Linked DNA regions of Homo sapiens: region 1 is linked to region 2. Evidence: read pairs that join two places in POLR2A ChIA-PET (ENCODE). Cell type or tissue: GM12878. All regions are shown on one strand. Links, peaks and the distances in the headings refer to the core of each region. The heading gives the core; the rest is flanking DNA.

Region 1 (12,350 bases), core at 2,373-7,372, 110 kb before region 2:
CTCAGTGAAATGCAAATCAAAACCACAATTATAGCCACTAGGATGGCTATAATAAAAAAGGTAACGTGTTGATGAAGATGTGGAGAAACTGGAACTCTCATACATGGCTGGTAAGAATGTCAAATGGAGGCTGGGCACAGTGGCTCACACCTGTAATTCCAACTCTTTGGGAGGCTAACATGGTAGGATCGCTAGGGCCCAGCAGGTCAAGGTTGCAGTGAGCTGTGATCGTGCCACTGCACTCCAGCTTGAGCAACAGGGTGAGACCTTGTCTCAAAAGAAAGGAAAAAGAAAAAGTATGTCAAATAATACAGCCCCTTTGGAAAGCAGTCTGGAAGTTTCTCAAAAGATTAAGCATAAAGTTACCATATGACCCAGCAGTTCCACTCCTATATATGTATGCAAGGTAAATTAAAACGTATGTTCATACAAAAACTTGTACATGATTGGTTATTGCAGCATTATTCACAAGAGCCAAAAAGTGGAAACAACCCAAATACCCATCAACTGATGAATGGGTAAGTAAAATACAGTATATCCATAATATGGAATGTTAAAATGGCAGTAAAATCAATGCTACAGAATGTAGACGGACATTTTTATACAATGTGGGTGAACCATGAAAACATGCCAAGTGAAAGAAGCCAGTCACAGAAGACCACATAGATGATTCCATTCGTATGACACATCCAGAATAGGCAAATCTATGGAGACGGTGGATTAGCAGTTACCTAGGGCTGCAAGAGTTGAGGGGAATAGGAAGTGACCACTAATGGGTAACAGTTTCTTTTAGGGGTAATGAACTAAATTTGATTGTTCTAAAATTGACTGTGATGATGCTTGCACAACTCTGAATAAACTAAAACCATAGAACTGTGTACTGTAAATGGGTGAACTGTATGGTAGGGAAATTAGATCTCAATAAAGCTGTTTTTTTTAAAAAAAAGATATAGAAGTCAACTTGAAGGACTTTTTTTTTTTTTTCTTTTTTTTTTTTTGAAACAGAGTCTTGCTCTTTCTCCCAGGCTGGAGTGCAGTGGCATGATCTCAGCTGACTGCAACCTCTGCCTCCCAGGTTCAAGTGATTCTCCTGCCTCAGCCTGCTGAGTTATAGGTACTTGCCACCACACCCGGCTAATTTTTTTTTTTTTTTTCCAGTAGAGACAGGGTTTCACCATGTTGGCCAGGCTGGTCTCAAACTCTTGACCTCTGGTGATCCATCTGCCTCAGCCTCCCAAAATGCTGGGATTATAGGCATGAGCTACCACACCTGGCCTTGAAGGACTTTTTCATTGGCCAAATTTGGGACAATCTGCAAATAAAAAATAATGTTAATTACGATTTAATTACATTTTAAGTATAATTGTATTTAAGTATATTTGAGATAATTATATACTTAAATGTATAATTAACTTCAACATAATTAGGTATATAGTTAAGTATATATGCTTAATATATGATTATATTTAAAATATGTTTATATATTAAATATATTAACAAGTATATTAATATATAGTACTATATAATAAATATGTTTAACATAATATATAAATATATAATAAATGTATTAAATGTTAATGTAAAATAAATATTTGTAATCTATAATTATAATTGATTATAATATAATAATTTTTTGAAAATCATGGTCCATAGTCAATCTCAAACAAAACATAAGAAAACAAAGAGAGAAAAAGAAAAGCTCATCTTTACAGAGTGATAACTGTAAGAGGAATGTTAGATTAGACAATTACCCTTTTGGAAACTCAAATGTAATAATTAACCAATTAACCAAGATAAGGATTACTAATGAATGCTAAAACTATTGGGAAAAAAGTTTCTGGGAACAAGGTATTCACACAGACTCCCAAGTATTGCCCCACTGATTATTTACTAATTACAAAAGGGAAATTATGCATTTATAATGGAAAGATCAAACAATTACCACCATAACCAAGTGATCAAACATCACCAATAATGGGACTACCAGACATGTGCCTCCTAAGTAGAATTCTTTCCAAAAATATTTAACCTAACTTCCTGCTTACAGGAAATACAGTAGATACTGGTATAAGATGAACACCATTAGGAAGTAATCATCTCCAGAATATGGGATATTATGTAGCTGCACCAGACCAGTTTGGTTCAACTTTTATGTAACAAAAGTTATGAGTTGTTTTTCAGTTGCTAATGGAGCTTCAGGTCATGTAACCTGAGCAGGCCCAGGTGAACCAAGTGTGTAGCCACAGGGGGGAACCTAAGTGCTCAGAGGAGCAGGGACTGAATTAGGAAGTTGACACTGCATGGCTGGATCTACGATGCAATCAGATTGAGCTCTGGCATCACTCATTAGCAGGATCCAGTGAGATCATGCCTCTTGGCATTACCTCATTGCAAGATCCAGTCAGATCATGCCTCATTACCCTATGCTTATAAAACCTGACACAGCCTGGAGCTCAGGGAGGCATTGCTTTGGGAGCTATCTATACCCAGTGTTCTTTTTACTAGTTGTAAGTAATAAAATCCTCTTGTTAAATCCTCCTTGGTTGTGGCCATTGGTTGTTACTTACCAAGTGACCTAGCCCACCTGTTGTGTGGGCAACAGTTGTACAAAACAATTGGCCTGAACTCTTCAAAAATGTCAACAGTATGGAAAAAAATACCCAGTAATAAATGGTATTGGAAGGAATGGTTCTAGATTAAAAGAGACTAAATAGATAATAACCAAAAACAATACAGGAAACTTGAGTGGATAGTGGAGCAGGAAAAAAAAGAGCTATAAAAGGTATTTGGGGGATAACTGGAGAGAGTTGAATTTGGGCTGATATTAGATGATATTATAGCACAATTGTTAAATTTGAGGGGCGGTGATGGCATTGTGGTTATGTGGAAAAATATTTTTATTCTTAGGAGATACATGCTGCAGTAATTAGAGGTGAAATGTTATAATATCTTTGTATTAGTCTGTTTTCACACTGCTGATAAAGACATACCTGAGACTGGGTAATTTACAAAAGAAAGAAGTTTAATGGACTTACAGTTCCACGTGGCTGGGGAGGCCTCACAATCATGGTGGAAGGTGAAAGGCACGTCTCACATGGCAGCAGACAAGAGGAGAGAACTTGTGCAGGGAAACTCCCCTCTTTAAAACCGTCAGATCTTGTGAGACGTATTCACTACCACAAGAACAGCATGGGAAAAACCTGCCCCCATGATTCAATTACCTCCCACAGGTTCTTCCCACAACTTGTGGGAATTCAAGATGAGATTTCGGTGGGGACACAGCCAAACCATATCAATCTTTAACTTAATTTTGGTTGTTTAACAAACAAAACTGTATATCTGTATTTGTAGCTATCTATCTAAGGGGGAGCACGTGCAAATGTGATAAAATGTTAGTAATTGATGAATCTGTAGTTGGCAGACTCTAAGTTGGCACTCAGTGAATTCTGACCTTCCCTCCTGGAATTCACACCTTGTGTAATCCTTTTCCCTTGAGTAAGGGCTGGGTTTAGAGACTGGCTTCTAGCAAACAGCATGTGGGAGGTTCCTTCCATAATTGAATTCTCTCTCCTTCAATTGCTCAGATGGAGATGGGCTGCCATGTTGTGAGCTGCCCCATGGGGAAGAGGCTCACATGTGAGGAACTGAGGGAGGCCTCCAGAAAACAGCCAGTGAAGAACTGAGACCCTCAGTCCAATAGCCTATGAGGAACTGAATCCTGCTGACAACCATATGAATGAGCTTGGAAGCAGATCCTTCCCCAGTGAAGCCTTCATGTGAGACTGCAGCCCACTTGACACTTTGATTTGTAGCTTGTGACAGACCCCAAGCCAGAAGAGTCAGGTAAGCAGTGCCTGCACTCCTGACCCATGGCAACTGGCATGATAAATGTTTTTTCCCATGAAGCTATGTTTTAGAGTAATTTGTTTTGCAGCAATAGATAACTAATTCACTAGGTAAAGGTTATATCCATTGTAATCTTTCAACTTTTCTGTAGATTTGCAGTTTTATGTGCTGACAGGTGAACACACTGCTGTTGGCACCATGGCCACTGCATACTACGTGCTGTCATGCTAACATTTGATGCTGCAGCAGTAAGTTATTTCTCAATTGATTCTGAGTCTCTGGTTCACTAGCAGGATCATGTGCCCAAGCTCCAGCTTCCAAGGTGTGAGGCCAGAAAGTACCTGACCCTCTCAGCTTCCACAGTGGGAATTGTGGCCCTGTCTCTCAAATAGGGAGGTATTCAGACACTGAGTAGATGAAAAAAAAAAAAGAAAAGAAAAAAAAAGGTGGGGGGGGGCGGTTGGTAAGAAAAGAAAAAGGAAAAGAGGGGGGAGAAAGTGAAAAGAAGAGAAACATCTGCTATACTTTGTTCTACTCCTCTACTCCCAACTGCCCAGAAAGCTCCCCTGCTTAGGAGAGAATCAGATCAGCAGAGTTCCTGATGACCTAGTTTACTTGCCTGGAGACTCATTAGGGTAGCTCAACTACTGACTCTTCCTGTCTCCGTTTTTACCCTCCTGCCAATAACAACCCCCTCTGTCTGTGTCTCTTTAAAGCCCCAAGAGAGATGATCTGATGGTTTGGCTGGTCACTGTTTAATAGAGGGTGTTCTTGTTGGTCTGGATTTTCACTCTAGGCTACGTCAGAAGGTCTGGATTGGCCAATAGCTTGGATGCCCTTGGGGCCAAGCTCCGTCCAATCTGTTTATTTGCCTGCGGGGTGGTAACAAACAGAGAAACTTCCACAAAGGAGCCCCTAAGACCCCTAAGTCATGGACTTGTACAGGCATTTTGAGGCTTTTATAAGGGGGCAGTGTTAGAAACGCTTGTTCCCTGGTGCTGCAAAGAAGTAGCTCTCGAGTTGGAGAGAAGTAAAAGCTCGAACCGGCCTGGGAAGGACCTTACCTAGTGATCCTAACTACTGAAACTGCAGTCTGGACAGCAGAAAAAGGATTGACCCATCACACCCGAGTCAGGAAAGTGCCACCCCCTCCAGAGTCATGGGCCACGGTCCCAGGGGAAAACCCTACCAAACTAAAGCTAAGAAAAATTTAACTCTCTTTCATCCATTTGATTATGACTTCTTTCCTCGCTCTATTGCTGACCACCTAGTTATTAATGTAACCAAGTCAATTTTGCCTCAAACTATTACATTTGATGCTTGCCTTGTTATACCCTATGGAGACTTGCCAAGTCAGAGGCAACTCTCCACTTCAGGAAAGTATCTTTATCCTTCCTAGCGCTCTGCAGACTAAAAATCTGTTAACTGGGATAAATTAGTTTGAGAAGAGTTTGACGAAGATTCCAGTATAAACTGGAAATCTTGTCCTCCTAGAGCAGAGCTTCTCTGCCAAAGTTGGTCCAATGCTCTATAAAATATTAAAGAGCAAGGATCGGCTGCCCCAACTAGTACTTGCAGTTTCTTAAAACCATATATTCATTTTACTAAAGGAGTTACCCCTCCCCATTGTCAGCTAGACCAATGTAACTGAGGACAGATGACCATCCCTGCTCCCCAGAGTTCTTCTATGGCATAGGAGCAGAAGTCTCAGGATCCTTTGAAATGCACTTCATTGCCTTGTCACCTCCTGCACCCCCTTCTCCCTCTCCTAACTTCTCTGCTAACCAAACCTCTTGTTATCTACCCAATGATGAAACCAAAGTAGTTGTAGAGGTTAAAGATTTAAAACAAACTGTAGCAACTGAAACAGAGTATCAGGACGCAAATGCTTGGCTGGAATGGATTAAATATTCTGTTCGCACGCTTAACAAAAGCGACTGTTAACTCTTATGCGACAGGCAGGCCAGAGACCCAGCTTGTCCGCTTTCCAGTTGGGTGGTCCTCTCATGGACTGGGCATGAGCTGTATGGTAGCTCTCTTCCACAACCCCACAGCCTGGGGCGATGAGTCATGCAAGACTCTTTCTCTGCGGTTCACTGAGGTTAAGAGCCCTGTGGGTCAGCCCCCGAGGGCCATGCTGCCACCAGCCCCTGATGTTAACTTCACCTCGTGCCTTTCTCTGCGGGGGGTGGGGGGGGAGTTAGCATTCCTTGAAGACTTAACAGGGTGCAGTGAAACCAAGCCTTTTCAAGAGCTTACCAATCAGTCTGCCCTTGTTCATCTCCAAGCAGATGTGTGGTGGTATTGCAAGGAACTATTGCTGGGTACTCTGCTCTGCCAAGTAATTAGAGCAGCACTTGTGCCCTAGTCCAACTGGCCATCCCTTTTACCCTAGCATTCCGTCAACACGAAGAAAAAAAAAAAGAGAAAAGCGTAAAAAAAAGAAGTGCCTCACATGGGTCCTTTGACTCCCATGTTTATATAAATGCTATTAGACCTCCACGAGGAGTACCAGATGAATTTAAAGCCCGAGATCAAATAGCTGCAGAATTTAAGTCAATATTTTGATGGGTGACAATTAATAAGAACATAGATTAGGTAAATTACATTTATTACAACCAACAGCGGTTTATTAACTACATTAGAGATGCTGTTAAAGGAATAGGTGAGCGATTAGGGGCTACTAGCCAGATGGCTTGGGAAAATAGAAGAGCCTTAGACACGGTATTAGCAGAAAGAGGAGTTTGCGTCATGATTAAAACTCAAGGTTGTACCTTCATCCCAAACACCACCGCCCCTGATGGACGTATAACAAAGGCATTGCAAGGTCTAACCGCTCTGTCTAGTGAGTTAGCCAAAAACCCAGGGGTAAATGATCCCTTTACAAGGTGGCTAGAAAAATGGTTTGGTAAATGGAAAGGAATCATAGCCTCGATTCTTACTTCTCTCGCAGCCGTAGTAGGTGTACTCATTCTTGTTGGGTGTTGTGTCATACCATGCATCTGTGGGCTGGTGTACAAACTCATACAGGCAGCACTTACTAAAACCTCCCTTAATTCTCCTCCACCTTATTCAGAGAAGCTTTTTCTTTTAGAGAATCAAACAGAACAGCTAAGCCAAGACATGTTAAGGAAGTTTGAAGAGAAAGAACTATAAAAATTCAAGAAGGGGGATTGTTAAATATAGTAGACCCCAAGTTTCTCTTCAAAGAATCAGTATGTCAGTATGTTCAGTTCTCTTATTCTTTGATTCTCCATTTTAAAGTTTAACTTCCTGGTTCTCTTCACCCCTTTGCTTCTAGTTTCAGTAAACAACTTTCTCGCGAGTCCTAATCAGTAGTTCACATCTGTTCCCCTGGTCACCTGCTCCATCCTGACTCATCCTGGTCACCTGCTGTGACCTAAGTCACCTTTAGTTACCTGTTCCTAACCGTCCTTCCTGCCACACTACTCACCCTGCCACTCTGGCTCATACCTTTGCTCTCTTTAAAATAGCCAGTTGGAATTAGCTTAGACTGTGCGGTCCAACCCTAGCCAATAGGGAAACAACACAGCAGTAGGGGCTACCTGCCTCAGGAATAAGAACTCCTTGCCCTTCCCTGTCCAGGTGTGCTGTTGCCATTACTCCATTCGCGAGTTACACTCTTCTATAGAAGTAAAAATTGCCTTGCTGAGAAAATTAAATTTATGTTTGAGTGCTGTTTCTTCGTGGCACTGGGGAACAAGCATTTCTAACAGCAGTGTAGAGGAAAGAACTTGGCTGGGACCTTACCCTCCTGCCTCACTGATGGAATGAGACATCTGCAGAGGAAGCTGATTTGGGGTAAAGACAATGAGTTGATTTGGGGCATGAAAGTGAAAGTAAGATTCCCAGATGGTGCTGCCTTTTGTCTTTTTTTAATTTTTATTTTTTGAGACGGAGTCTTGCTCTGTCACCGAGGCTGGAGAGCAGTGGCATGTTCTCGGTTCACTGCAATCTCCACCTACAGGGTTTAAGTGATTCTCCTGCCTCAGCCTCCCGAGTAGCTGAGACTACAGGTGAGCACCACTACACCCAGCTAATTTTTTGTATTTTTAGTAGAGGCTGGGTTTCACCGTGTTAGCCAGGATGGTCTCAATCTCCTGACCTCGTGATCTGCCAGCCTCGGCCTCCCAAAGTGCTGGGATTACAGGCATGAGCACCGCGCCCGGCCCTGCCTTTTCTCTTGTTGGAGACATGGAGCTCAAGTTAGGAAGTCAGGGATGGAGATGAAGATGGGATGGTCGATCATATAGATGTAATGCTTAAAGCTACAGACAGGGAAGAGATTTCCATAGGCATGGAAGTGTAAAGCTGGAAAAGCCAAGGGCAGTTGCTGTAACACTATTCCTTCAGCCGTTTTCACCAGAACTTTGGAAACTTGCATCTGGAATGAGTAGGTGAAGTGAATTAGATTTTCCAACTGTATGGTGCAGGCTGCATCAACATCTATGTGCAACCCACAGACTTCATGTCCAACATTCACATCTTATGACATTGTCTCATTGTTAAGCATCTTGAGGTAGGATAACTTTTTGAGCTACAAATGTGGAATTTCCTCTTGTATTTCCCCACTTTTCCTCCTCAGGCAGGCTTCGTTTTACTTTCCTCAGGAGCTGGCAGGCTGAAGGCAGAAATTGCCTGCAAAACACTTCTTTTCCTGGCTTTGTTTTCAAAAGCCTAAGTCCCCTGATGTGTCTGAGTGTACAGTGTACTGGAGGGAGAGGAGACAGGAAGCAGCTCTGACGGAAACCCTAGCAGGCAGTGGTGGATTTCCCCCAGGGTAAAAGATTGCTCCAAGCCAGGGGAGGGGTCCAGGGTCCTGCAATAGCTGGGACCTGTGCTCTGCCCTCTGACAACACCCCAGGGGAGTGGTCAGATCTCAGAGAGGAACAGTTACAGGGCTCCCAGCCTCACCAAATATCCATATGTCCCAAGGGTGGCGTGAAAGCTAGTGGGCTGTTAGAACTGAGGGAACCAGATAAATTGGGCCCTGGTGGCCTTGACAGTGACCAGTAATGATCTATAACTGCAGGGTCTTCCTAGGACCTTGAAGGATGGCCTGAAGTAGAAAATCCTGTTGGGTTTGGAGTAGAAATTAAGTTGGTTTAAATTTATTATTATTATTATTTGTTTTTCTTTTTTCCTTTTTTTTGAGGCAGAGTCTCGGTCTGTTGCCCAGGCTGGAGTGCAGTGGTGCGATCTCTGCTCACTGCAGCCTCTGCCGCCTGGGTTCAAGCAATTCTCCTGCATCAGCCTTCTGAGTAGCTGGGATTACAGGTGCGCGCCACCACGCCTGGCTAATTTTTGTGTTTTTAGTAGAGACGGGGTTTCACCATGTTGGCCAGGCTGGTCTCAAACTCCTGACCTTGTGATCCATCCGCCTCGGCCTCCCAAAGTGCTGGGATTACAGGCATGAGCCACCACTCCCGGCCTTATTATTTGTTTTGTTTAGAGAGGGGGTCTTGCTCTGTCCCAGGCTGGAGTGCAGTGGCATGATGATAGCTCACTGCAGCTTCAAACTCCTGGGCTCAAGCGATCCTTCTGCCTTAGCTTAGGACTACAGGTGTATGCCACCATGCCTGGCTATTATAATTTAATTTAATTTAATTTTTTTTTTTTTTTAGACATGGGGTCTTACTATGTTGCCCAGGTTGATCTTAGACTTCTGGCCTCAAGCAGTCCTCCCTCCTTGGCCTCCCACAGGCCTGGGATTACAGATGGGAGCTACCATTCCCAGCCTCGTAATGGAAATTTAAAAATTTTATAAGGAATAGCTATACTACATCAATAATACTGCCTGACCATCTTTGTACATATAACTTTTTTATATACAGGAATTTTTTTTTTAAAGATAGATTCACAGAAGTAGAACTACTGATTGAAAGGGTATAGACATTTTTAAGCATCTTGATACATGTGGCTTAAATGCCACATGTATGGCCTAAACTGATTGAGTCTTTTCAGGTTTGGATTTTAAAACTAGAACCCTCTCTTCAGTGGAGTGGGATGGGGGAAACACTGGAAACCTCATGGGAAGCAGTTGCAATATTTCATATGAAATGCGAGGAAGGGCCAGACTGAGATTATGGCCATGGGGAGAGAGAAAGGGATAAAATCCCCTATCATTCAGGAGGTGCTATCAATAACCCATCTCTGCATATGGGTGAAGAAGTGAAGGGGAGGCAACAATCAAGATCCCCTTACTAATTTCCAGTTGAAAATCGAGTAGATGAAAATCCTATCAACTAAGAGGCAATGTGGCTTGGTGGTAAATGCCTGTGTTTTGGATCTAACTGACCAAGTTCAAATTCCAACTGTCCCAACTAATTAGCTGCATGGCCTTGGGCAGGTTGTTAAAACTCTCTGAGCGCATATGCCTAGATTTCCTTATTTGTGAAATGAGGATAGTAGCGTTTATGCCTACCAAAGAACTGTAAGGATTAAATGTGAATTTTTTTTTTTTTTTGAGACAGAGTCTCGCTCTGTCGCCCAGGCTGCAGTGCAGTAGCATGATCTCGGCTCACTGCAGCCTCCACCTCCCGGATTCAAGCAATTCCCCTGCCTCAGCCTCCCAAATAGCTGGCACTACAGGAAAGCACTACCACGCCCAGATGATTTCTGAATTTTTAGTAGAGACGGGGTTTCACCATGTTGGCCATGCTGGTCTTGAACTCCTGGCCTCAAGCGATCCTCCCCCCTTGGCCTCCCACAGTGCCCGGCCATAAGTGTGAAAATGTCTTTAACCGCCTGGCCCATTGGGACTTTGAAGAAATTAATGAAAACAGATAATACTAATAGAAGAGGATGTACAGAGGGTTAAAGAATATATTTGGTTTGAGATCCATTTGTTTAAGATGCATGAAATCTCACGAAATGGACTTTATCTTGGTATGCTTTTATTTTTTTAATTTTAACTTTGAAATAATTTTTCCTTTATACTTCTTTCTGTACACTGCTGCTTTCATTTTTTTTTAAGAGACCTAAAGGTATGATAGGGACAAGGAAAGAGAGGGTGGTGATCCTGTTGCCCTTGTGGGTAAGGACTGCGGAGGCAGTGGTGCAGTTCTCAAGCATGACCACAAGGTGGAGTCCGTAGTAAGTGGAAATGGTTTACCCTGCGTGGGAGGAGACTGGGCAGGATCCTGGAGCAGATTCGGTGGCAGCCGCAGAGCCCTCGGTCCAGTTCTGCAGGCGAGTCCCATCTAGCCTCTTCTGCCTTTTGGTGACTGACTTTTCACGATGTAAAGTTAATCACAGTTACACATAACAGCCACCACACACTCCCAGGACCCCAAAGAAACCATGAAGAAAATAATCACAAGCATAACAGTTCACCTTTTGGTGGTTCTCCATTGCCAGTTGCATGAGCTCCCAACTCCTTGACTTTCAGTTCTGGGACTTCCAGTCTATGAGACCCCACTTACCTTTCTGGAATCTTCTCCTAATACTTTTCTACCTGGCCCATAGGCTCCAGTCAACTGCCTACTCACGGATCCCCAAAAATGCCCCTCATTTTCACCTTGCCTTTTGCTTGTTCTGTTCCCTGTTTCTGGAAAGTGATTTCTCCATTTCTGCTTATTGAAACCTCAGTAATACTCGAAGAACTCGTTACATCTGTGAGGGCTCTTTATGTTTCAAGTAACACCCGGACAATAAAGGGAATCTAATGGCTCCTATACTGAGAAATATCGAGGTATCTAGTTAGCTTCAGGTGACGTCTGTTCAGCAGCTTGGACAGCACCACAGGTGACTTGGTTTTACTCCATTTTTGTCTTCTGCCTTTTGCTGTGTCGGCTTGCGTTCAGAACCCCTAGTGGCTCTTTCAGTCCTCCCCTAGCAGGTAGGTGTGCTCCGTATCTTCCTTCTGCTTCTTAACGTCTCTATTCTTCTCCTCCCTGCTCAGTGCCCTTGGAGGATGACCTGGCTTAGATTTGCGGGCTTCCTTGCCTTCTGTCTTCCACTTGGGTTTGGCCAGTGAGGAGCACCAGCATGGGCTCCACGGATGGCTGGGCTATTAATTAAATCTCTGTCTTCCATGGTGCACAGCACAGGCTGCCTTCATCCCTCATCTATGAGGTGACAGTCTCCATATCTCTATCTCTGCATTCCAGCAACCACCCTCTGTAGGCCTAGGGTGGTAATGGCCCCAAGATATTTCATTATTCCTTAAGTTTTCCCTACACATGCTCACACTTTTGCAAACTGTCCATGTTTTTTTTTTTTTTTAAATAGAGATAGGGTCTCACTCTGTCACCCAGGCTGGAGATCATAGTTCACTGTGGCCTCGAACTCCTGGGTTCAAGAGATCCTCCCGCCTCAGCCTCCTAAGTAGCTGGGATTACAGGTGTGCACCGCCAACAGTCCACTTACTAACTGCTCCTCAAATTGTCCAGTTTGAGTGTGCCATCTGCTTCCTGCTGGGACCTTGACTGATATAGCAATCCCGAATCACACATCTTCATACTACACTGCTCAGTGGTAGA
Region 2 (12,350 bases), core at 4,068-9,067:
GCCGGCACATGGGGCCAGTTGGCATTGAAGCAAGCAGCATGGCAACGCTAAGGCAAAGAGCAGGCCAAGGCTGCCGGGGCTTGCCAGTGTGGGCAGGATGCTGGAGTAACTGTGGCAGGGCTCCAGCAGACACGAGCAAGGCCAGTCTGGGAACCGCATCCCCCCTTTACATAATCATCCTTACGGCAACATGTTTTCTCATTTCAGTTAAGCAGTGCCAGGCCTCTGATCAAATGGCTTTTGTAATCCTTGTTGTCAAGTTTAAGCTTGAGCAAACAGTAAGGCAGCCTGAGAGTCACCTCAGCCTTCTGACTCAGCGTCCCTGTGTGCAGCGGATGGGATGGGATCTTCTAAATGTCCCTTCTGACACTAAAATGCTAGGAGCCTTCTGTTAGAATTCCACCCTCTAAATCATACCATGCTGGGGGCACCTCACGCCTCTGAGTGTGATCAAAGCTCACTGCAGCCTCAAACTCCTGGGCCCAAGTGATCCTCCTCTCTCAGCCTCCTGAGCGGCTGGGACCACAGGCGTGTACCACCACGCCCAGCTAATTAATTTTTCTTTTCTTTTTTTTTTTTTTTTTGTAAAGACAGAGTCTCACTATCTTGCCCAGGCTGGTCTTGAATTCCTGGCCTCTAGCAAGCCTCCCACCTCAGACTCCCAAAGTGCTGGGATTATAGGTGTGAGCCACCACACCCAGCCTTTATACATCTTGAAATACACTTTTCAGCTGTAGAGCCATGATACGTGATTTAAATTCTCTGTGCCTGTTTCCTTGGGCCTGGCAGAGAAAGTGTGAATAGCCTATTGTGGCCGTATACCTGGGGATGATAATGCTACCTACTTTGCTGTTAGGAATACTAAGTGAGAAAGTATGAGTGAAACCTTCAGCACAGAGCCAGGCACACCGTAAGTGCTCCATGAACGGACAGCTATTATTGTAATTACGCATTCAGCCATCAGAACTTACTGCATGTCGAGAGCTGTGCAAGGCTCAGGGGATAGGGTACTAACCAGTTAGGCTGACGAGCAAGTGTCCTGTCCTCACCGGGTGGCTGTCTGAAGGAGAGGCAGACCAGTCAACCAGTTTCCCTTAACTAGTACATATGCCCTCTGCTAGGGAAGCAAGAGTGGCTGCAGGAGCCCACAGGAGGGGCACCCACCCCAGAGCCATGGGCGGCAGGCCACTGCAGCTGCCCTCTGCTGTCTGGATGCCTTCCCCTGGCCTGGAAAGAGCTTCCCCCAGATGGCTCCATGACCCACTCATTCATGTTATTCAGGACTCTGCTCAGGCATCACCTCCACAAGGAGCCTTCTCCAATCTTTCTGTCTAAAACAATCCCTACCCACCCTGCCGCCTTTATCATTCCATTCCATGCCCTCATGCTGCTTTATTCTCTTTACAGTACTGATCTTTTCTACCAGCGGATTGTGGATCTGTTTTGAAAAATATGTTTATTGACCATTTACCCACCACAAAGTAAGCTTGGTGAACGCAGGGGCTTTACCTATTTTGTATTCCTTATTGCATCCCCAGTGCACTCCCAGAACAATGCCTGGGCCACGGTGAGCCATCAATGCCTGTCTTGGGTGAACAAAGTGACCACTAAGCTAGATCCTGTAGGATGCATAGAGATTGACCAGGGAAAGGGTCAGGGAGAGAAGAGAGAATCTTCCAGGCAGAGGGAGCAGCATGTACAAAACCAGGGGAGGAGAGCAGAACATGATGGGAGGTAGTTCTGTATGACAGGCATGTTCATTAACAGAGCAGGAGGAGCAGGCAGCGAAAGGAAGAGCTTTCTGCTGGAGCTTCTGAATCATGATGTGGGTCTGACCCCATGGAAGGAGCCAGGGCAGGAAGGATGATTGGAGAGGAAAGTCTCAGACTGCAGCATGGTTCTAAGAAGGTTTTGGCCAGGCAGATGGGGAGTCCCTGAGCCAAAGCTGGCCCTCAGAGGAATTCCCCATCAGGCAGAAGCTAGTGCCGTGTTATGCTCAGCCTTTGGCTGGAATTAGCTCAGGGGACGTGTGGCTTTGGAGGGATGCAGTGAGGGATCCTGAAGGGCGGGAACTGTGGCTGTCACTTGACTGCTCCCTGCAGCCGGAGACCTCGATGGTGCAATTCCATGGCTGCCCAACAAGCAGAGAGGGCAAGGAAGGAAGTGGTGAGAATTGAGTCTGGAGAGCTAAACATGGACCAGATCACCAAGGGTACTTCAGGCCCTGTTAAAGAGTTGGATTTTATCATGAAGGCAATGAGATGCCAGGATATGGTTTTGTTCAGGGGAAACAGAATGATTGGATTTGCATGTCAGAAGGATCACTTTGGCTATTATGTAGAACATGGAAAAGAAAACCTTTTGAAAAGTCTAGACTAGTAATCCAGGCTCCCTTTATTATTATTGTTATTATTATTATTATTTGTTTTCATTCTCACTGTGAAAGCAGTTTGAGAAATAGACACAGATGGCCTCCTCGTGGAAGTCAAACCTCACCTTTATTCCTGAATAAGCAGTTAGCAAATGTGCCTTTGTTGTGAGGGCCAAATGGGTTTCCAGTCACTCCCTGCCCAATGGTTCCCTCCAGTCTAGGCCTTGGGCAGCCACCCAGGCATCCATCTGGGTCTTCTCTGGAGAATCACTGCCTTCCTCTGGCCAGGATGAGGAGGGGAAGAAGAGGCTGAGTCCCCGGCACTTATCATGGTCTTTCCATTGCTGAGCTCCACCTAATGGAGGAACATGGACACCTCTCACCCCAGGTGAGTTGGCCGTGTTAGCTCTAGAAGCACAGGGATGGGAAATCTGCGTTCTCCACCTTTGCAGGTGAGAGATAATGGTGGCCCAGTCAGGTTGGTGGCATTGGAGGGAGGAGGACAGAAAGAAGAATTGACAAGACTTAGTAACTGACTGGATGGTGTGGGTGATGGTTCTGTGTGCTCAAAGAAAAGTCAAGAATGAGGCTCAGGTGTCTGCCTCGCACGACAATGGTGGGCCATGCAATTCTATTTCCAGTCCACTTCCAGCCCTTAAGGTACCTTTGTGAGAGTTAGAAACAGGGCCTGCTGAGCAGGAGTAGCTATTGCCAAGGTGACATCCTATGAGTGGCATAGGCTGGATTCTGTCTCCCACACTCCTCCTGGCTAGAGGCCTCTGTGCAGGCTACAACCTGTATGGCCACACATTGTGGACCTGACACCACTGACTGAAATAGGGAGTGAGGAGCCAGTTGGTGAGCTGAATTTTAAGCATATTAGGTTTGAGGTGTCTGAAGACAATATGACATTGTGAGTCTGTTTCTTATTATTATTGAGGTGAAATTTGCATAACATAAAATTAAATATTTTATGTTATGTTATGTTATGTTATGTTTGTTATGTTATTTGACAGAGTCTTACTCTGTCACCCAGGCTGGAGTGCAGCCCCCACTTGATCCCTGCTCACTGCAACCTCTGCCTCCCAGGTTTAAGCGATTCTTCTGCCTCAGCCTCCTGAGTAGCTGGGATTACAGGCGCCTGCCACCACACTCGGGTAATTTTTGTATGTATAGTAAAGATGGAGTTTTGCCATGTTGGCCAGGCTGGTCTCAGACTCCTGACCTCAAGTGATCAGCCCGCCTCGGCCTCCCAAAGTGCTGGGATTGCAGGTGCCAGCTACCGCGCCCAGTCAAAATTAGCCATTTTAAAGCGTACAGTGGCATTGAGTACATTCACAGTGTTGTGCAGCCATCGCTTCTCTCTGGTTCCAAAACATTTCATCATCTGCAAAAAAGATTCCATACACAATAAGCAGTCACTCCCCATCCCCCTCCCCTCAGCCCCAGGCAACCACTAATCTGCTGTCTTTATGGATTTACCTGTACTGAATATTTCATATAAATGGAATCCTGGCTGGGTGTGGTGGGTCACACCTGTAGTCCCAGCACGCAGGGAGGTTGAGGCGGGAGGATCACTTAACCTCAGTTCAAGCGAGACCTCATCTCTACTAAAATTCAAAAAAATAAATATTGAAAATAAAAAATAAATGGAATCCTACAGTGTGTGACCTTTTGTGCTTGGTGTCTCTAACTTAGCATTTGTTTGTTTATTTCTTTTTAAGACTGGGGAAAAGATGGGAAGAAGCCAGTAGAGAAGGGAGATGTTGAAAACACAGGAGGGAAAGAGGAGGTGAGCAATAGGATGCATCCCTGAGAATGTGCTGGAGGGGGTGGTATGGGACTGCCTCTACACCTGCGAGGGCTGCCTCTCACGGAGGAAGCAGGAGCGATGAGGCAGATGCCGACAAGATCCTCCTGATAGGTTTGGTGGCAGCTGAGGGGATTTCCACCTAATGGTTTCTGTTTTTTCTGCGAAATAAGAGCTTGACCATCTACTGAGGGGAGAGTAGTGGTATTGTAGGTTTGAAGAAAATGATGATAATTGGAAATAGCTGCTGTGGAGAAAGGGCACAATCTTGCCGGGGAAATAGAGGAGGTTTTCTAGGCAATGTTGAGAGCGGAGTGAGGCTGGGGTCAGTGAATTCACAGTAACATAAATCTGTGGTGTGATCTGGTTTTATCTGCGGATCTCAGCAGCCTGGACGTGAGTGAGGTGTACGTGTCACATTTGGAGCCATGGCAACCATCCTGTGACCTGGAGGACAGAAGTCTAAAGGTAAAGTGAAAACACTGAGGATGGCGGAGCAGAGGATGGTGGGCGTCCCTCAGGCTGTTCTGTGCACAGTAGTGAGGATGACTCTGTTTGGAAGTCAGAACTCATTGCTCCTCTCCTCAAAACCCACTGATGACTCCCTCCCTCTCCACGAATAAAATTCCACATCCATAAAGCCCCATGTGATCTGACTCCCCACTGCCTCTTTGATCTCATCCTTTTACTCTCCCCCTCCCTCCCTCCAAGCCAACCTCTGGCTTCCTTGTTGATCCTTGAATGTTTCCAGCACGCTCCAGCCTCATGGCCTCTGCGCTAGCTGTTCTGCTTCACCTGGGATGCTCTCAGCCTGGAGTGATCTCAGCCCACACCTGGCCTGTTCACCCACTTGCTTCAGCTCCCTGTGTAAATGTCACCACCTTGGAGAGGCATCCTCTGACCACTCTCTTTCTAATGCACCCCTTTCTTAATCGTTCTATTCCCTTTTCCTGCCTTATTGTTTTTCAGAGTGCATATTAGCACTTTACACTTTAAGGACTTGTTTATTCTCACACACAAACTCTTACACTTCCTCATACGCACATGCACTCACACACAAACTCTCACACTCATATGCACTCACGCTCCCTGATACATGCACACACACTCTCTCACTCACATGCTGACCCGCAATCACTCTCACACATGCACAAATGTGAACTTCCAGAGAGCAGCACCCTGGTCCATTCCCCAACACCTAGAGCAGCACCTGGCATCTAATAGGTATTCAACAAATCTTTATTGAATTAATTAATGAATTAAAATAAAAAGCTAGGGGCTGGGTGTGGTGGCTCACGCCGGTAATCCCAGCACTTTCGGAGGCCAAGGCAAGCACATCACCTGAGGTCAGGAGTCCAAGACCAGCCTGACCAACATGGTGAAACCTTGTCTCTACTAAAAATACAAAATTAGCTGGGCATAGTGGTGCATGCCTGTAATCCTAGCTACTCGAGAGGCTGAGGCAGGAGAATTGCTTGAATCCAGGAGGTGGAGTTTGCATGAGCCAAGATTGCGCCATTGCACTACAGCCTGGGCAACAAGAGCGAAACTCCGTCTCAAAAAAATACAAAAATAAAAATAAAAAGCCAGCGTGCTTCATGTTATTGAGTCACTGAACTGACCCTGGAGCCACCCAGGCGCAGACTTTTTGTCATGGGAGAGTTGTCAACTGCCAGGTCCTGGGAGAAAGCAGCTAAGGCTGAAGCAGGGGGGCAGGGCGTGGGCACCCGGGATGGCACCCCTGGCACTCTGGTCAGAGCCCGCCCACTTCACCCATGGCCTGGCCCAGCTGGCCTGCCCCAGCCCTGCAGAGAAACTGAAACCAGAAATCTAGCTCTGAACCCTGGCCCCTCGCGTGTACGACAGCCCATGTGCTTGGTTCCTGCAAGAGAAAAATCCCACACTTCTCCAACCAGGACAAACCTGGTGTTTTCAGAACTTCCTGTCCCCAGGTTCACTGGTAGAGAATGGATTCAGTTGTAAATAGCAGGAATCTGAAAATAGCAGCTTCAGCAAATTAGGGGTTTAAGTTTCCCAACCGCACAAGCCTAGACTAGAGGTGTGTGGGTCAGGGCAGGTGCAGCAGCTCTGTGCTCTCAGTGGCCCTGAGTCCCTGTCTGTCTCTCTTCTGTCCTGAGCATGTGGTCCTGATTCCCACTTTCCCAAGCAAAGCCAGGGTTCTGATAATGAGGAAGAGAGGTGACCACGGCCAGAGTGTAAGCCAGTGGTTTTTCTTTTTTTCTTTATTTGCCATGGAGCCTAGCTCTGTCACCTGGGCTGGGGTGCAGTGGCATGATCTCAGCTCACTGCAACCTCCGCCTCCTGTGTTCAAGCGATTCTCCTGCCTCAGCCCATGAGTAGCTGGGATTACGGCCATCATGCTCAGCTATTTGGTATTTTTAGTAGAGATGGGGTTTCACCATTTTGGCCAGGCTGGTCTCAAACTCCTGACCTCAAGTGATCTGCCCACCTCAGGCCAGTGGTTTTCAAACTTTGCGTGCACTGGAGTTGCCTGGAGGGCTTGTTCAAACTGAGATTTTGCTCCTCCTCTCAGTTTCCTCCCTCACCGGTTTCCCAGTGATGCCAGTGACCAGGGACCATTCTTTGAGAACTACTGGCAACTGGTGTTGTCTGCTACCCCAGGTGATGTCACCTGGAATGTAAGAGAAATATGCAGAGTGGGAAAGCTGGCCACTGACTTACTGGCTTATCCTTAGAGTGGTCACCATTGACTTACAGGGACAACCTCAGTGTAGCTAAGTCTCATCTTATTTGGCTGTGTCCTCCTTCAGGCCCCTCACTTCCAGCACTCCTCGCACCTTCCTCTGTTGTCCATACAAGAAACTGGCTTCAGGACTTTCTGGCCAAGTGTGTGTGTTTGCACAGAATGCTGAATCCAACTCCCAGGTGCCCAGAGAAGTCAGGACTGGGCTGCTCCTTGCAGACTTTTTGTGAGAGGCTCCAAGCTGCCCTTCCTGGCTAGCAGGCTCTTCTGGAGAAAGGATGTTTACCTTTCACAGGTGAGGGCAGAACTCATTGCCACCTTTTGTTGTAAGTTTCTAAAGACACATGCTGCATGAATGTCTTAATGTCCTGCCCTAAGAAAAGTTTTCCATGCGGACAGGTACCCACCTGTGCTTTTGTGGAAGAGGATATATATTTTTTAATTGAGATATAATTCACATACCATAAAACCATCTTTTAAAAATGTACGAATCAGAGGGGTTTTTAAAAGTATATCCATGGAGTTCTGTAACTATCACCATGAATTCCAGAACATTTTCATTACCCCATAAAGAAACCCCACACCCTTTAGCCATTACTCCCTAATTCCTGATCCCACAGCACTAGCCCCCAGCAAACAACCTTCTGTCTCTGTGGACCTGCCTATTCTGGACGTTTCATATAAATGGAGTCATGCAACATGGGAACATTTGTTTCCGGCTTCTTTCACTTAGCATAATGTTTTCAAGATTCATCCGTATTCTAGCTTGTGTTATTCTTTTTATGGCCAAATAATATTCCATTGCATGGATGTATCACATTTTGTTTAACCATTCATCAGTTGATGGACATTTGAGTTGTTTTTTTTTCTGTTTGGCTATTACGGATAATTCTTCCATGAACTTTCATATGTGAGTTTTTGTGTGGAAACGTTTTCATTTCTCTTGGGTACATACTTAGGAGTGGAAGTGCTGGGCTATACTATATGGTATGTTAATCTGTTTTGCATTGCTATAAAGAAATACCTGAGGCTGGGTAATTTATAAAGAAAAGAGGTTTATTTGGCCCACAGTTCTGCAGTCTATACAAGCATAGCACTGGCATCTGCTCAGCTTCTGGTGAGGCCTCAGGAAGCTTTTACTCATGGCAGAAGGTGGAGGGGGAGCAGGTATGTCACATGGTGAGACAGTGAGCAGGAGAGACGAGGAGGTGCCAGGCTGTTTTTTAGCAAACAGATCTTGCCTTAACTAATAGAGTGAGAACTTGCCCATTACCATGGGGAGGGTACCAAGCAATTCATGAGGGATCCGCCCCCATGACCCAAACGCCTCCCACCAGGCCCCACCTCCAACACCAGGATCAAATTTCAACATGAGATTTGCAAGGAACAAACATCCAAACTATATCATATGATAACTCTAAGCTTAACTGCTGAAGGAACTGCCAGACTGTTTGTCAAAACTTCTTCATGATTTTACATTCTCCCAGCAGCGTATGAGGGTTCAACTTTCTCCATATCCTCGCCAACACCTGTTATTGTCTGTCTTTTTCATTGTGGCCATCCTAGTAGATATGAAGTGGTATCTCATTGTGGTTTTGATTGATGATGTTATTTTACAAGAATATGTCTGAATGGTACTCATGAGAGCTGTCTCCAAATATCTGAGGGCTTATTAGTTCTAAGGGGGGACTTATAAGTTGCTATGGTTGTGGGCCCAAAGTTGGAAGACTCTGCTCATCAAAAGGAGGCACCAATCACACAGCAAGTCAGCACCTCATGTGTGTTCAGCACTGTTGAAGTTAAACCATTAGGCTCGTACTTTGCGTCAGGCTTCTTGCTAAGTCCCAGGGATCTAATAAATCCCAAGCTCCTGGCAATCCTAGGATGGCTGCCTTGTTATCCCCATTTTAGGAATAAGGAAACCGAGGCTCCTCTAGGTTAAATCACTTGGCCAAGGTCACACTGAATAGGTCTGGGTTTGGACCCAGTTCTGCTAGACTCTAAACCCAGTGCACTTAGCCATTACACTCTACTATTGTGAAGGATATGGAAGCATAACATGTGAGGCTTGGTTTCAAACAGTTCAGTTGTAGGCACAAACCTAAAATGCATGAAATAGTGATGAATTAGAGGAAAACAGTGGATTATTAATTACTGAGGTATGGGGTGGTACCATTCTTGGAGGGAGCAGGAGTTTGTGTCAGTTAGCATTGACTAGATTATGTATCAGTAACAGATAATCCCAATATTATAGTGGCTTAAAGGAACAAAGATTTATTTCTCATGCTGCATGTCCGTTAGGAGTCCACAAGGAGGCTGTGCTTGTCAGAGTCACTCAGAGTGATGTCAAGATATCACTCAGAGTCACTCAAGCTGATGGAGCTTCCCTGCCTCCATTGTTGCTGGTTGCTTTGCCAGAATGAGCAAGATGAATGAATCTTGCACTAGCTCCTGTCTGGCAGTGACACACCTCAGTTCCATTCACCTTCGCTCACCAATGCAAATGATGTGGCCACACCCAACTTCAAGGGGGGAGGAAGTATAATCTTTCCATGTTCCAGGTGGAGTACTAAAAACACTTGGTGGACTACACCAACAACCGCCACCGAGTTTGTAGACAGAATCATGTAGGACTTGTGGGTATTGAGCACCAGTTCAAGCCAAGGGCAAAATGAAGTCTCCATTTTTACACAGAAGAATCTAGGCCTGCAAATAAACAGGTCAGTGAACTATCCACTAGGAAACTCACTGGAATACAAGAACATTTATTCATTACTCTAGAAACACCAAGAGATGGTGCCCCATGCATGGACAAGCAGGGACCACCTTGGTTCCACCTTCCTGCGGAACAGTCGTCTATCAGCTTGCATGGTATTCTTTCCTTAATGTGACATCTTCATATGAAAAAGCCCTTGTTTTCAGCAGCAACCCAGTTAGGTCTCTTTGGTTATTTTTGCATTGTGTACCTCCCATCACACGTTAGGGTTGGACAAAGATCCAGGAAGCCAGGCTTGGAAGAGAGGCTGTCTGAGTCTTGACCTACCTGCTGCTGCCTGGAGAGGCAGGGCTCCCCTACAACATCCAGCCTGCTCTCCTGGTTGACCAGCACTCCCTGGGAAAGGTTAGTGGCATACACACAGCCCTGGGCAGCAAAGTAGAGACTGAATTGAAACAGATACTAACTAAAATAAGACCTGCCCATTATTGTATCGATCTGTGCTTTTCAGCTTTTTAAAAACAATTTCTTCTTCAGATCGACATACAAGTCTCAAAGGTCATCCCTGACCCAAGGTTCTGATACATGAAGAAGCATCTCTCTTGTCTGTGTGTCCCCACTTGCCATGAGTATTTTTTTTTTTTTTGAGATGGAGTCTTGCTCTGTCACCAGGCTGGAGTGCAGTGGTGCGATCTCGGCTCACTGCAATCTCTGCCTCTCAGGTTCAAGCGATTCCCCTGCCTCAGCCTCTCGAGTAGCTGGGACTATAGGCGTGTGCCACCACACCCAGCTAATTTTTGTATTTTTAGTAGAGTCAGGGTTTCACCATGTTGGCCAGGATGATCTCACTCTCTTGACCTCGTGATCCACCCATCTTGGCCTCCCAAAGGGCTGGGATTATAGGCATGAGCCACTGCAACCAGCCAAGAGTATTTTATTGAATTTTACTTTCTATACTTTTGTCAGAAAATAAAAATTTCCAAATATAAAATTGTTATTATTTATAATTATTAATTATATTAAAATTGAATCTTCCTTTTAAAAACACTCATGTTCCTGTGAACCAGCAAGTACATCACTCCCTTGGGCTAGAGCCCCCAGTTGAGACTCGATGAACTCCAGCAGAGACTCTGACGAAGGAGTGACACAGTGTGTTGGGTCAGAGAGAAATGTGAAGCCCAGCAAACATATGTTCAAATCCAGATGCCACCATTCGGTGAACATGCACCCCGAGCAACTTTCCAGGGCTTACTTTCTTTGTCTATAAAATGGGAACAACAGGTACAGTACCATCTAGTCCATGGGGGTCACCAGAAGAAACTAGAAGATGTAACACACAAGGAACATTTAGAAGCAAGCATGTAACAAACACTCAGCAAATGGCGACTACATTATAACTTGTCCAGCCAAATAGATATGACCAGTGGTAACACGGAACTGAGAATTTTCACAATGTACTATTTTTACATCTTAATTTCTTTGGGCTTCTCTGCTTCCTCTTTTTAAAAAAGCTTACCACCCACTTGTTATTCTGGAGGGGGATGAACATAGATAAAAAGAGAGTTTAAGAACTCTTCATGGAAAGATAGCCAAACCACTAAAATACTATTTCAACAGAGGAGGTCACAGAATGGTGGAATGGTAGATCTGTAGGACTAAAGGAGACCTCAGATTTGTCACTCTTATCTGACTCATGAAACTGAGACCCAGAGAGGTGAAAGGGTGTGCTCGGTCCGGTAGCTGTGTTGCAGACTATGTGAATGGCACCTCTTGGTGTCATGCAATGCATAACAACCACCTGTGCAGCCTCATGGCCCTGCACAACCTCCTGACCACAGCGATGGAATAAAGTGGTCCAGTCAGGGGCATTTTCAGCCTCTGGGGATGTTGATATAGTAACTCCTCCTCTTTTCCCATACCCTGAAAAAATGCAGCCCAAGAAGCTGCCGATGCTCTTACAGCTGTGAGGGGAGGGGCTGCCCGAGGAGAGAGGTAACCTAGAGTTGAGAGATGGAGGAAGAGATACAGAATCTGGATGGCTATGCTCTGATCCTGTAATCCGACTATGCCTGAATGTGGATCTACCTTCCAAAGGTAGGGTGCTTTTCGTTTGTTTGAGCCATCTGGTGTCAGATGTTCTGTCACTTACTACCTTGTTATAATTAATAGAGGAGCTCAAAGAGCTATAAATATCTAAGGAGGAAGAGTTCAGGTTGCAAAGCCTTCCTAGACAAGGTTGCTTCAAAGGAAGGTCTGAAAGGAAGAATGGGAGGCAGGCAGGCTGCAAAGGGAGAGAAAATTCAGGGAAGGAGAAGACCAGGAACAGAGGCCTGAGATATGAGAGCCTGGTACTATGGACTGGATGCTTGTGGCTCCCCCCTTCCCCCTAATCGACTTGTTGAAGCCCAGTCCCCATTGTGATGGCATTAGGTGGTGTGGCCTCTGGAAAGTAATTAGGCCATGAGGGTGAATCCCTCATGAATGGGATTAGTGTCTTCATGAAAAGACAGGAGAGAGCTTGCTTTCTATCCTCTCTGCCATGTGAGGACACAACGAGAGAATGGTCATCTGCAAACGAGGAAGAGGTCCCTTACCAGAGCCGACCATGCTGGCGCCCTGATCTGACTTCCCGGCCTCTAGAACAGTGAGAAATAAATCTCTGTTGTCTAAGCCACCCAGTATATAGTCATTTATAACAGCACAGAGTGACTGAGACACCTGGGGTGGG

The links. Peaks named below come from ENCODE experiments on the same cell type or tissue, not always from the same donor. Only the 100,000 strongest peaks of a DNase experiment are listed, where the experiment ranks them.
Region 1: POLR2A ChIA-PET joins it to region 2 with 11 read pairs; 7 of 35 experiments call an interaction of 5 or more read pairs at or near these places.

What each region holds. Positions count from the first base shown.
Region 1 is chr2:65,039,447-65,051,796 of GRCh38, reverse strand. All of the region lies in intron 2 of LINC02576 (long intergenic non-protein coding RNA 2576), which reads right to left. Among named protein-coding and RNA genes, the nearest start is that of CEP68, 11 kb to the left of the region's middle. RefSeq lists a silencer at 1,156-1,328 and an enhancer at 11,096-11,185. In GM12878, for the core only: no CTCF peak of the experiment used is centred there; no DNase peak of the experiment used is centred there.
Region 2 is chr2:64,931,711-64,944,060 of GRCh38, reverse strand. It overlaps LINC02245 (long intergenic non-protein coding RNA 2245), which reads left to right and starts at 11,614. Exons shown (of 3, transcript NR_036586.1): 1 at 11,614-11,716. RefSeq lists enhancers at 5,365-5,920, 10,800-10,949, 10,990-11,059, 11,100-11,239. In GM12878, for the core only: a CTCF peak has its summit at 4,228; DNase peaks (open chromatin) are centred at 4,280, 5,236 and 6,110; H3K4me3 peaks cover 4,405 bases; H3K27ac peaks cover 3,752 bases.